Linked DNA regions of Homo sapiens: region 1 is linked to region 2. Evidence: read pairs that join two places in POLR2A ChIA-PET (ENCODE). Cell type or tissue: CD4-positive, alpha-beta T cell. All regions are shown on one strand.

The links. Peaks named below come from ENCODE experiments on the same cell type or tissue, not always from the same donor. Only the 100,000 strongest peaks of a DNase experiment are listed, where the experiment ranks them.
Region 1: POLR2A ChIA-PET joins it to region 2 with 5 read pairs; 4 of 35 experiments call an interaction of 5 or more read pairs at or near these places.

What each region holds. Positions count from the first base shown.
Region 1 is chr6:106,214,106-106,219,105 of GRCh38, forward strand. The region is part of intron 6 of ATG5 (autophagy related 5); the gene reads right to left. Among named protein-coding and RNA genes, the nearest start is that of ATG5, 110 kb to the right of the region's middle. In CD4-positive, alpha-beta T cell, no CTCF peak of the experiment used is centred here; no DNase peak of the experiment used is centred here.
Region 2 is chr6:106,114,745-106,119,744 of GRCh38, forward strand. No RefSeq gene overlaps it. Among named protein-coding and RNA genes, the nearest start is that of PRDM1, 31 kb to the left of the region's middle. In CD4-positive, alpha-beta T cell, no CTCF peak of the experiment used is centred here; DNase peaks (open chromatin) are centred at 372 and 2,987; H3K4me3 peaks cover 600 bases; H3K27ac peaks cover 488 bases.

The sequences.
Region 1 (5,000 bases), 99 kb after region 2:
TCAACTGTCCCATGCATATTTGGCTTAAGATATATTCATGCATATCAAATTTTACATCACATGGTTTTCAAAAGAAGATTCATTAAAATTAGCTTAAGAATGTACACAATATACAATACCTCATTAAATAAAAAGAACAGACCATTTCCAAATGAATGCTTTTAGAGCTTTACAGTAAACAGTCTTTTGGTGGTAGAAAGAGGGGGAACAGAGAGGGGAGTGGGTGGGAGTCTGTAGCACTTATCAGACTACTTTTATCCTTTATGTAGAGAAATAGGAGAGTTGAAAATAAGCACTTTCTGTACTTATGTTGAGAGTCTGAAGCCCACTTTTAATAGTCTTGACAACACTAAAAAATAATAATTAACATTTGAAAAGCTGTCATTATTATAGTCAGGGACACTTAATCTCCAAAGGAGAAGTTTCTTAATTGATACTATGATTAAATAAAAGCATCCATCAGAATTATATCCACAATCTGGTTTGGAGTTTATGTTTTGTCTTATTTAAATTGTTATACTTATTATAATTCTGTCTAGACAGTGCCAAATGTACTTTGTCATACAAACACTTGAGGCAAATTTTCTTCAAATAAGCGCAACACTTTGTTTCCTCTTCGTATCCTTTGACTGAATAACGTGTGGTACAGAGAAGTAATACTTCCCTTTCTTGGGATCGAGATCAATTTGATGCTTGTTATAAGCCCATTTACAGAACAAATGGTATTGCTTTTAAATTTTTATATGAACTTATCAGTAGACTAGCCAAAAAAGAAGCTTCATATAAAAGTGCTAGGATTGATATTCTTAGTAATAATTAGGTAAATTCTCTAAAATTTTCTCCCAAAAGATCTGAAAAATCATACCAAGGGAAGTATAGTTTAAATTTCATTATATATAATAGCTTTAAAATATCTTTGCTAATTCTACCCAAAGCCACACTAAAAAGACTAATACAAAAAGAATGTAATTAATAAACTATTTTCCTCTGAAGAATCAAAGGGCACTTCTGCATATGAACATGTTTTATCCTTTTGGTGTACTTACATAAAATAATTAAGAAACACTTTTAATTAGTATAAACAAAGAAATCAAAATAGCAAGAAGAAATGTCTGAGTAAAAGCAGCTGTGCTGACCTCAAAAGTGAAATTCTGTTCTCTTGATGCCCAGTTAAGTGTCTAACCCAGGGAAAAGTGATTCTAAACCTGGGCTAGGAGCTAGTGGAGCTCTTCAAACAGTCTCACCTACCCTCACCCCTCAAGGAATGGTCTATGGGTTCTGTGGTGAACGCTAAAGTTTATAACATGGGAATATTTATTATTTTGTTTCTAACACAAATAATTTTTAAAAATTTATTCTACTAAAGTAACATCAAAGGGAAATTTCATAAAAATTCTTTTGAAATTTTTAGAAGTAGCAAATAAAGGCAAGTGATAAATATTTTACAGATTTCACCACTTACGTAATCTGATCAACAAATTTTAAAAACATAGCACTTGAATACTATTAAAAATATATTAAAAAGGTAACATAGTAAAACTATAAAATTCTTTAAAAAAAATATAAGAGGAAACCTTCGTGACCTTGGATTAGGAAATGGTTTCTTACATACGGCAACCTAAAAATACAAGCAACCAAAGAAAAAAACAGACAAACTGGACTTCATCAAAGTTAAAAACTTTTGTTCTTCAAATGACATCATCAAGAAAATAAATCCCACAGAATGGGACAAAATATTTGCAAACCATATCTGATAAGAGACCACTATTCAGAATATGTAAAGAATTTGTAAAACTTATAAATAAAAAGTTAAAGAAGTCAATTTTAAAATGAGCAAAGGATCTGAAGACAATTCTCCTAAGAAATACGAATGGCTAGTTAAATGCATGAAAAGATGTTTAGCATCACTGGTCATTAGGAAAGAGCAAAAACCAAAATGATATACTCCTTCATACCCACTAAGACTGCTGTAATTAAAACTATAGAAAATAAGCGTTGGCAAGGATGTGGACAAATTGGAACCCTCCTCATACACTGATGGTAGAAATGTAAAATGGTGCAGATGCTTTGGAAAACAGTCTGACAATACCCCAAAGGTTTAAACGTGGAATTACCATGCAACCCAGCAATTCTACTCCTAAGTATCTACCCAAGAGAAATGAAAATATATGTTCACCAAAACATTTGTACATAAATATTAACTGCAGCTTTTATTCATAATAGCCAAAAAGTGGAGACAATCCACATGTCTATCAATTGGTGAATTGATAAACAAAATGTGGTATCTTCATACAACTATTACTGGGCCATAAAAAGAATGATGTATTGATACATGCTACAAAATGAATGAACCTTAAAAACAATATGCAAGCAAAAGAAACCAGACACAAAAGGCCATATATTACATGATGCTAATTACATAAAATGTCCAGAAGGGAGAAATAAATTAGTAGTTGCCAAGGGCTGGAGGGAGGGGGAATGATATAAGTGACTGCCAATGGGCATGGGGTTTCTTTTTAGGGTGATGAAAATGTTCTGAAATTTTATCACGGGAATGGTTGCACAACTCTGTGTAACTTAGAATTCAGTGACTCCTAAAACCAATGAATAGCATGCTTTAAAAGGTGACCTTTGCTGAGCATAGTGGCTATAGTCCTAGCTACTTGGGAAGCTGAGGCAAGAGGATCACTTGAGCCAGGAGTTCCAGGCTGTACTGCACTATGATCATACCTGTAAATAGCCACCATACACACCAGCCTGGGCAACACAGACCATGTCTCTAAATAAATAAACAAATAAATAAATAAAAGGGTGACCTCTGTAGTATTGAGATTATACTTCAAGTAAGCTGTTATTAAAAAAAAAAAAGTTATCATATGGGTGGCAGGGGAAATCATTCTGGGATGATGGCTAACTTCATCAGTATTTGATTTATACCTATGCATCATACCTTATGTTTGTTTTATGCATTTTGTGGGTTTTTTAAAAAAATTATATTTCATAAAAACAAATTTTAAAAAAATTAAAGTCAAGAACCCCAAAACAACAAAGATCAGAGATACATTTCTACCTTATCAATTCAGAAAAATTACAAGTTTTTTTCTTAAAAATTGTATAGCATCATGGTGATTTTAAGTTACCTGTAGGAATTTAAATAACTTTGTCTTAACTGTTCACCAAAACTCATTTAATATTCATGTTCTGATACTGAAAATGAAGCTGAAAAGTTTTGAAATTACAATATGCTAGTTTAAAAAGGTTTACTAAAATACATAATTTCATTATAAGGAGTAATATGAAATAAAAGTATCAAATATGGGACCATTAAAAATGTCCTTACTAACAAATTGCTACCCACATTGTGGACTCACTGCGTCCACTGTTTGCGAGCTTTTCCAGAACGCTCGCCACCAGTTAGGGTAGCCAAGAACTCCTCATCTTCACTTTCTTCCTCACTAGCTTGGAACCTCTGGATTCCCACCCACACTGCTGTGACCTGAATGGGGAAGAGAAACGCCATAGTAAGGGAACTCTTCCTTTTATAGATTTCTGAATTAGAATCTGGCATTACAAAAGAACAATGTTATAAATCCAGGTCAGAGTTTATAGTTCTATTTCACTATTACTTATATGGCTTGTCCTAGGAACTTAACTATTATTTACAATGTAAGTACCTATTTCCACAAAAAAATTCAAAATTTTGGAATACAATATCTGAAGAGAGAATGGTCTATTGAATCCAAAGTAGGCTGATACATCCCAACAGTATTTCAGATTGAGATAATAATAATACCACCAATTCATCAAGTCAAATTATATGCTTATTTTCCACAATGGAAGTTTTAAAATAGTATAAACATTTTAATATATAGCAGGCTTAACTTATGATTATTAAACAGGGTTCTAAGAAAATAGTATACATCAAATATTAATGTGCTTCTTGTATAATTTAGGTGACAATTTATCCATCTGAGAAATGCAAAAGAGACTTTGGTAAGGGGTTGAGTAAGGAGCATTCTGTGTCAAAGAATTCACTAGCAAAAGAGGGTATACTGTAGTTACAAGCTATAATCACTGTACTTATTTTAAATCCCTCTTCAGAACCAGGTCTTAAAAGATGATAAACATGGCCTCATGAATAACTATCAACCAAACTATAGAAAAGAGTGCAAGAGTGTGGTGTTCTAACTTAAAATATGGTGTTTTATTCAAATAATTTTATTTAAGGCTCCAAAAGCAGCAGCCTCATTCCCCAGAAATCATAGTTAAATGAAATCTTCCTTACTAAAGGAAAAATGAATCACAATATTTAACGTGAACATTTTAAAAACACTCTAAAGCAACAAAACTATTCAATTGTATGTGATATGGCTTAGAAAGGCATGTAGGTAAAAAGGACTAAAAACTCTAATAATGGTTGGGCCAAAAGTAAATTTGTTAGTTCTACTCCATTAAGCATTCCTCAAGCAGTGTAAAAATCAGAGTTCAAGTTACACTTTGATGTGTAGATCCTTTGAAAGCCACTCTACCCTGTTTTATATGAAGCATCCGCAGCTAAAATGAACACCTAGTGAAGAGTATGAATGCTGCAATACATAAGCAGACGTCAGAATTGTCCCAAGCTGATTCTAAGTTACTTTAAACATGTATGCAGAGTCAGAATATGACTTACTTCTTAGAAGTAACAGATAATTACCTTTGGCATAATGAAAAAAACTTTAAATGTAAGTTAATACAGGTATTTTCCCTTTAGCAAAGCTTTGCTTTTAAAAGAAAACTTCAAAACTTAAATTAAAATAGGAAATGCTCTACTATGTAGTAAAAATACTTTTTAGATTACTGAAGCAAAGAAAAGGAAGGATTCTATGAGGGAGGAAAAGTGGGAGAAAAATGTAAAGAAAAAAAGGAAGAAGGAAAGAAAAGAGAAAAGGAGGAAAGAACACAAGGACAGAAAGGCCTATTGAAATATATTATTTCTTTCAAATTTTAAACGAGCAGAA
Region 2 (5,000 bases):
TGTGGGCCATTTTACCGCCTTGAACACAAAAAACCTGACTTGGTCATCTCTCTAGCCTGCTGACACTCCAAAGCAGGTGATATCCTCCAGAGGACACACAGAGACCAAGGGGTAAGGGCGAGGGGAAGGCAAGCAAACCTGAGAGAAGGAGAAGCCTCTGCCTGCCCCTGCTTTTTCCTGAAAATGACAGTGTGATTTCACACTCAGTGCCCCTGGTCATTCCTGGAGGTGCGTTCCCACAGGGACATGGTATGGCCCGTTGGACAAGTCTCTTCCGTGCTGAGAGCCAACAGATTGCCCTTCTTAGGAACACATCCGGGCTCAGGCTTAGCAAATGAGACGCCAACCATAGCAAGCTTCCCTCCACCCCTTGGCATACTTGGGGAAGCACGGGGAGCCCTAGGAAGTGGACCAGTTCCACCAGTGTGACCGACTTCCTCCTCCTTCAGGAAGAGGCTGAATAGTGGAAGTGCCGGACACCTGCCGTAAGAGAAGTCAATCCTCATGAAGAATGGCTGGTACCAAATGGCACACGCTGTTTCCAAAGCTGCAGGCTTGCTGTCCTTCTCATTGCAAGTGCAAAACCCACTTTTATATTAGAACTGCCCCCAAGCAGCTAGCTTTTGGTTATATGCTTCAACGGAAAAGAGGCGGGAAATGGGTGGCCACAGATTCCCAGTAATTTGTGTGGGAGTGCTTCCTGGGCACTTTATTGGTAAGCATTCACCCTCCCTGAGCACACCCTCTTCTCGGTGACAGATGCAGGCAGGCAGGTGGTCCTCCAGGGTTCTAAGGTTGGGGAAGCCAGGCCAAGGGAACATTTGACCCCGATGACCCAGAAAGCAGTTAACTCATGCACACAGCTGGATGCATAATCAAAGAACGAGGTCCAATTTTGATAAATCTGTTTCATTTTTAATAACCAGGGTAAGACTATAGTTCTGTACATCTGGCCAAGGCGGCTGAGGTTTTCCTCAAAGGGCCATGCAGATCTTGGTATCTTTTTTTTTTTTTTTTTTGAGATGGAATCTCACTCTGTCACCAGGCTGGAATGCAGTGGCACGATATCGGCTCACTGCAAACCCCGCCTCCTGGGTTCAAGCAATTCTCCTGCCTCAGCCTCTCGAGTGGCTGGGACTACAGGCGCCCACTACCACCTCCAGCTAATTTTTGTATTTTTAGTAGAGACGGGGTTTCACCATGTTGGCCAGGATGGTCTCGACCTCTTGATCTAGTGATCCGCCTACCTCGGCCTCCCAAAGTGCTGGGATTACAGGCCTGAGCCACTGTGCCCGGCCGGATCTTGGTATCTTTTCTTGCTGTTGCTACAAGAGGTCCCTGGCCTTGTGCTGATGGGAAGGTTTAAGGCAACGTGCTTTCCTCCTTGAGTTTGTTCATAAAAGAGGTAGAAAAGATTGGTCTTTGAGTATCTCCATCCCAGAAATAAGAAAATTCAGGTATGGAAAGTCAAGGAATATGCCCAAGCCACCTAACAAGTTCATGCTGGAACTGGAAACTACATCCCGGCTTCCTGACTCTGGCAGATTAGACAATGCTCCTATTGCTGAGCTGGGCAGGGGCCAAGTGAGCCACTGGCATTGTTTGTGTGTAGGGCAAGCTTGCCAAAGCAGCAGAGTCTTACAGCATTAAATGACTGTCTTCTGCCTTGTCAGGAGCTTGACTCTTAACTAGTTCTGCAGACATTTCAGTAAGGAAGGAGGCGATAAGGAGTCTTGGAGAATCATGGCTTACTATGGCCTACCATTACTCTGAATCCATCTCACTTCTAACTCCACAGAACCGTTCCTGTCTCTAAAGCTGAGCTCATTCCAGATACCCACTTTACTAAAAGGTTTCCATCTCTCTGGGGGTGGCCAGTTCCCCTGTGAAGTGCCAGAGTAAGGTGACATTTCCGGTGCTTTAGCAGAAAGGTGGGTGTCAGGCGTCAGCAGTTCTCCAGCAGCCTCAGGCCAACAGTGTTCCAAAGAGGAAACTGAGGCACAGAACTAACCCTATCCCATCAGAGTGTGCCTCAGAGTCCTGGTAACTGCACCTAGAGAGCACCGTGATCCTCAGGTAGGGGGGCATTGAGCAGTTGCAAAAATTCACATGCTATTTTGGATAAACCGGCTTTAAAGTTCATTCCACTTTAAAGACATGGAGGGTTGTGTTTTCTGCAAAGGAAAGGAAATGTATAAATGGACATATTTTCTACTTCAAGTGCACACAAAAAAACCTGTGTTGCTTCTGAGCTTAAGGAGGTATGTTCTTTGTTTTAAATATTGCCCATGCATAGTTAACCAATGTACCTGGAGGCAGAGATGAAAGCTGAAAAAGAACAGTCAGGTCTACCTTTGTGTTCCAAGGCAATGTAATCCCACAAGGCACAATTCCTCTAAGAATTATCTGAAAATTTTCAATATGCCCACCTGTTAAACAGCTTTTGCAACCAACAGAAACTCTGGAAGATTTATAGTCTGATTGCTTCAAATTGGTCATTTTTGTCTCCTCTAGTTTTGACCTACACGTGGATTCCAGACTGAAAATTACATTATCCAAAGCAAACCATTCAGCCCATCTTAGATAGATTACAGCTGTTTCAACCCTTCCTCCAAATGGAGGGTAATAACATAATATATTATAGCTCATCTATAGCCTGAAGAATTATGTGCTCTTAAAAGGATTGGCTGAAAAGAAAGAAAAGGAAGGAAGACAGGAATCTTCTAAAACTAACTATATAACTTAGAAATGAGAGAAGCGTCCCTTAAATTCAGATCTGAATCTTGTTCACATCGGAGACGTGAGCATTTCAAGGTGATGGGCTGGAAATGAACTTTGCTAGTAGGGACTTTCAACCCCTTCTCTCTGTGAGTTCTGCTGAGGGCCACTGGGCACGTGGCGGGCTTCTCCTAAAGAGAGTCATGTACGTCTGCAAGATTAAAAAAAAAAAAAGGCAGGGTAAAGTCTGTAGCTGAAGGTTGACAGACTTCCTTCCGCACTTGGGTTTTTCTCCCTTCTAAGGGCCGTTTGAAAGTTCTTCTTGTGCTTCTAACTTAGCAGAAACCACATCATGTCTTTTGTCATCATCTTTGCTCACCACTGGAGACCCTGGTGGTTAGAGAGGGAAAGTCCCTTTGGATGGTGCCTATGGGGGTAGAAGGTGTTGGGAGCCAGCAGGGGGTCCGGGTGGAGAGGGAAGAAGAGAGGAGAGGTCATCAAGCTTGCCTTTCTGGCCCAGGCAATATACCCACCCCGGCTAGACTTTCCAATCCTCAGAGTGGCAAAGTATATCTTTTTGGTTATTCACTATGTCCCTGGTTATGTTGGGTTGCTGAGGGAATAGCTAGGGGTCTCCAATCTTTTGGCTACCCTGGGCCACAAGGGAAGGAGGAGAATTGTCCTGGGCCACACATAAAATACACCAACACTAACGACAGCTGACGCGCTTAAAAAATAGTCGCAAAAAAATCTCATAAAGTTGGCTGGGCGTGGTGGCTCATGCCTATAATCCCAGCACTTTGGGGGGCCAAGGTGGGTGGATCATGATGTCAGGAGTTCAAGACCAGCCTGGCCAAGATGGTGAAACCCCATCTCTACTAAAAAATACAAAAATTAGCCGGGCGCAGTGGCAGGCGCCTGTAATCGCAGCTACTTGGGAGGCTGAGGCAGAACAATCGCTTGAACCCGGGTGGCAGAGTCTGCAGTGAGCCGAGATCACACCACTGCACACTAGCCTGGGCAACAGAGCAAGACTCTGTCTCAAAAAAAAAAAATCATAATGTTTTAAGAAAGTTTACGAATTTGTGTTGGGCACCTTCAAAGCCATCCTGGGCTGCATGTGGCCTGCGGGTCACAAGTTGGACAAGCTTGGAACAGATCATTAAACAAAAGAAAACAATTTACTTCAAGAGCTCCGAGTTTCTGGAAAGCCCAAAGAGTGGCCACAGTGACCTCTGTGTGGCCTGAGAATAGCTTTTACCTGCCTTCCTGGCACAGAAATTACCTGGAGGTGGATTGGAAGCAGAAGTAGGGAATAGGAACACAGCTATATATTCGGTTTGAGCTCTTTTAGAGTAGATGCTATAGAGACATTCTATTCTCTTTTTTATTGTGATAAAAGATAGAACCTACATTTACCATCGGAATCACTGTGCAGATAGTGTATGGTAGTATTAGCTATAGGCACATTGTGCAACAGATCTCTAGAGCTTTTTCATCTTGCAAAACTGAAACTGTATACCCATGGAACAACAGCTCCCTGCTCCCCTCCCCCTCAGCTCCTGGGTAGTGACATTTCTTGATCGTGCTGTTAACCATGAGTACTTTTCTTCGGTTAAGTCTACAAACTTGATTTCCATACCAAGACCTGTTTTGAGTTCACACACCAGCTGACCTGCTTCAGGAGCAGTTCAGATTCACTCTGCCATGAATATTCATCACTCACTATGGGTCATGATCACAAATGCATGTCCTCAGCACTCTGGCTGGGCTTCAGCAATTTATGGAGTTGTTATTTGCACCACCAAACCAGTCAGGAATGAAAATAACAATCAACTCCTTAAATGTTTACAAGCCTCCTGGGCTATTGCACATGTAATTTAGAGCTGCCATCTTGTCTCCTTCTTTCTGTCAGTGGAATGGAATGTCCCCTCCAGTAACTTGTTGGCTTTAGGAACATGGGGAATAGAAGGCTCCTCAACCTGAATTGTCTAGTCAAGGCTTGGCTGAAGTCCTCTTTGGTAGCAAGGTGTTTGGGTTCTCATTGCTCTGCAATGCTTCCTTATACAAGTCACTTGAAAACAAACCTTCCCCGCAGGTTGTCCTTGGAAGCAGAGCAGGAGGCAGGTAAGTACTCTCACCCAATCAGCACAATCAATTTGTCATTCCCTGAAAATAGAGTCGTCCCTCCAGTCTGTCCAGGTCGGTGGGGATAGAGAGGAAGGCCCAGCTGCCTTTGAGCAATGCCACATTCCAGTGGGGAGTGGTTCCCCCACATTCAC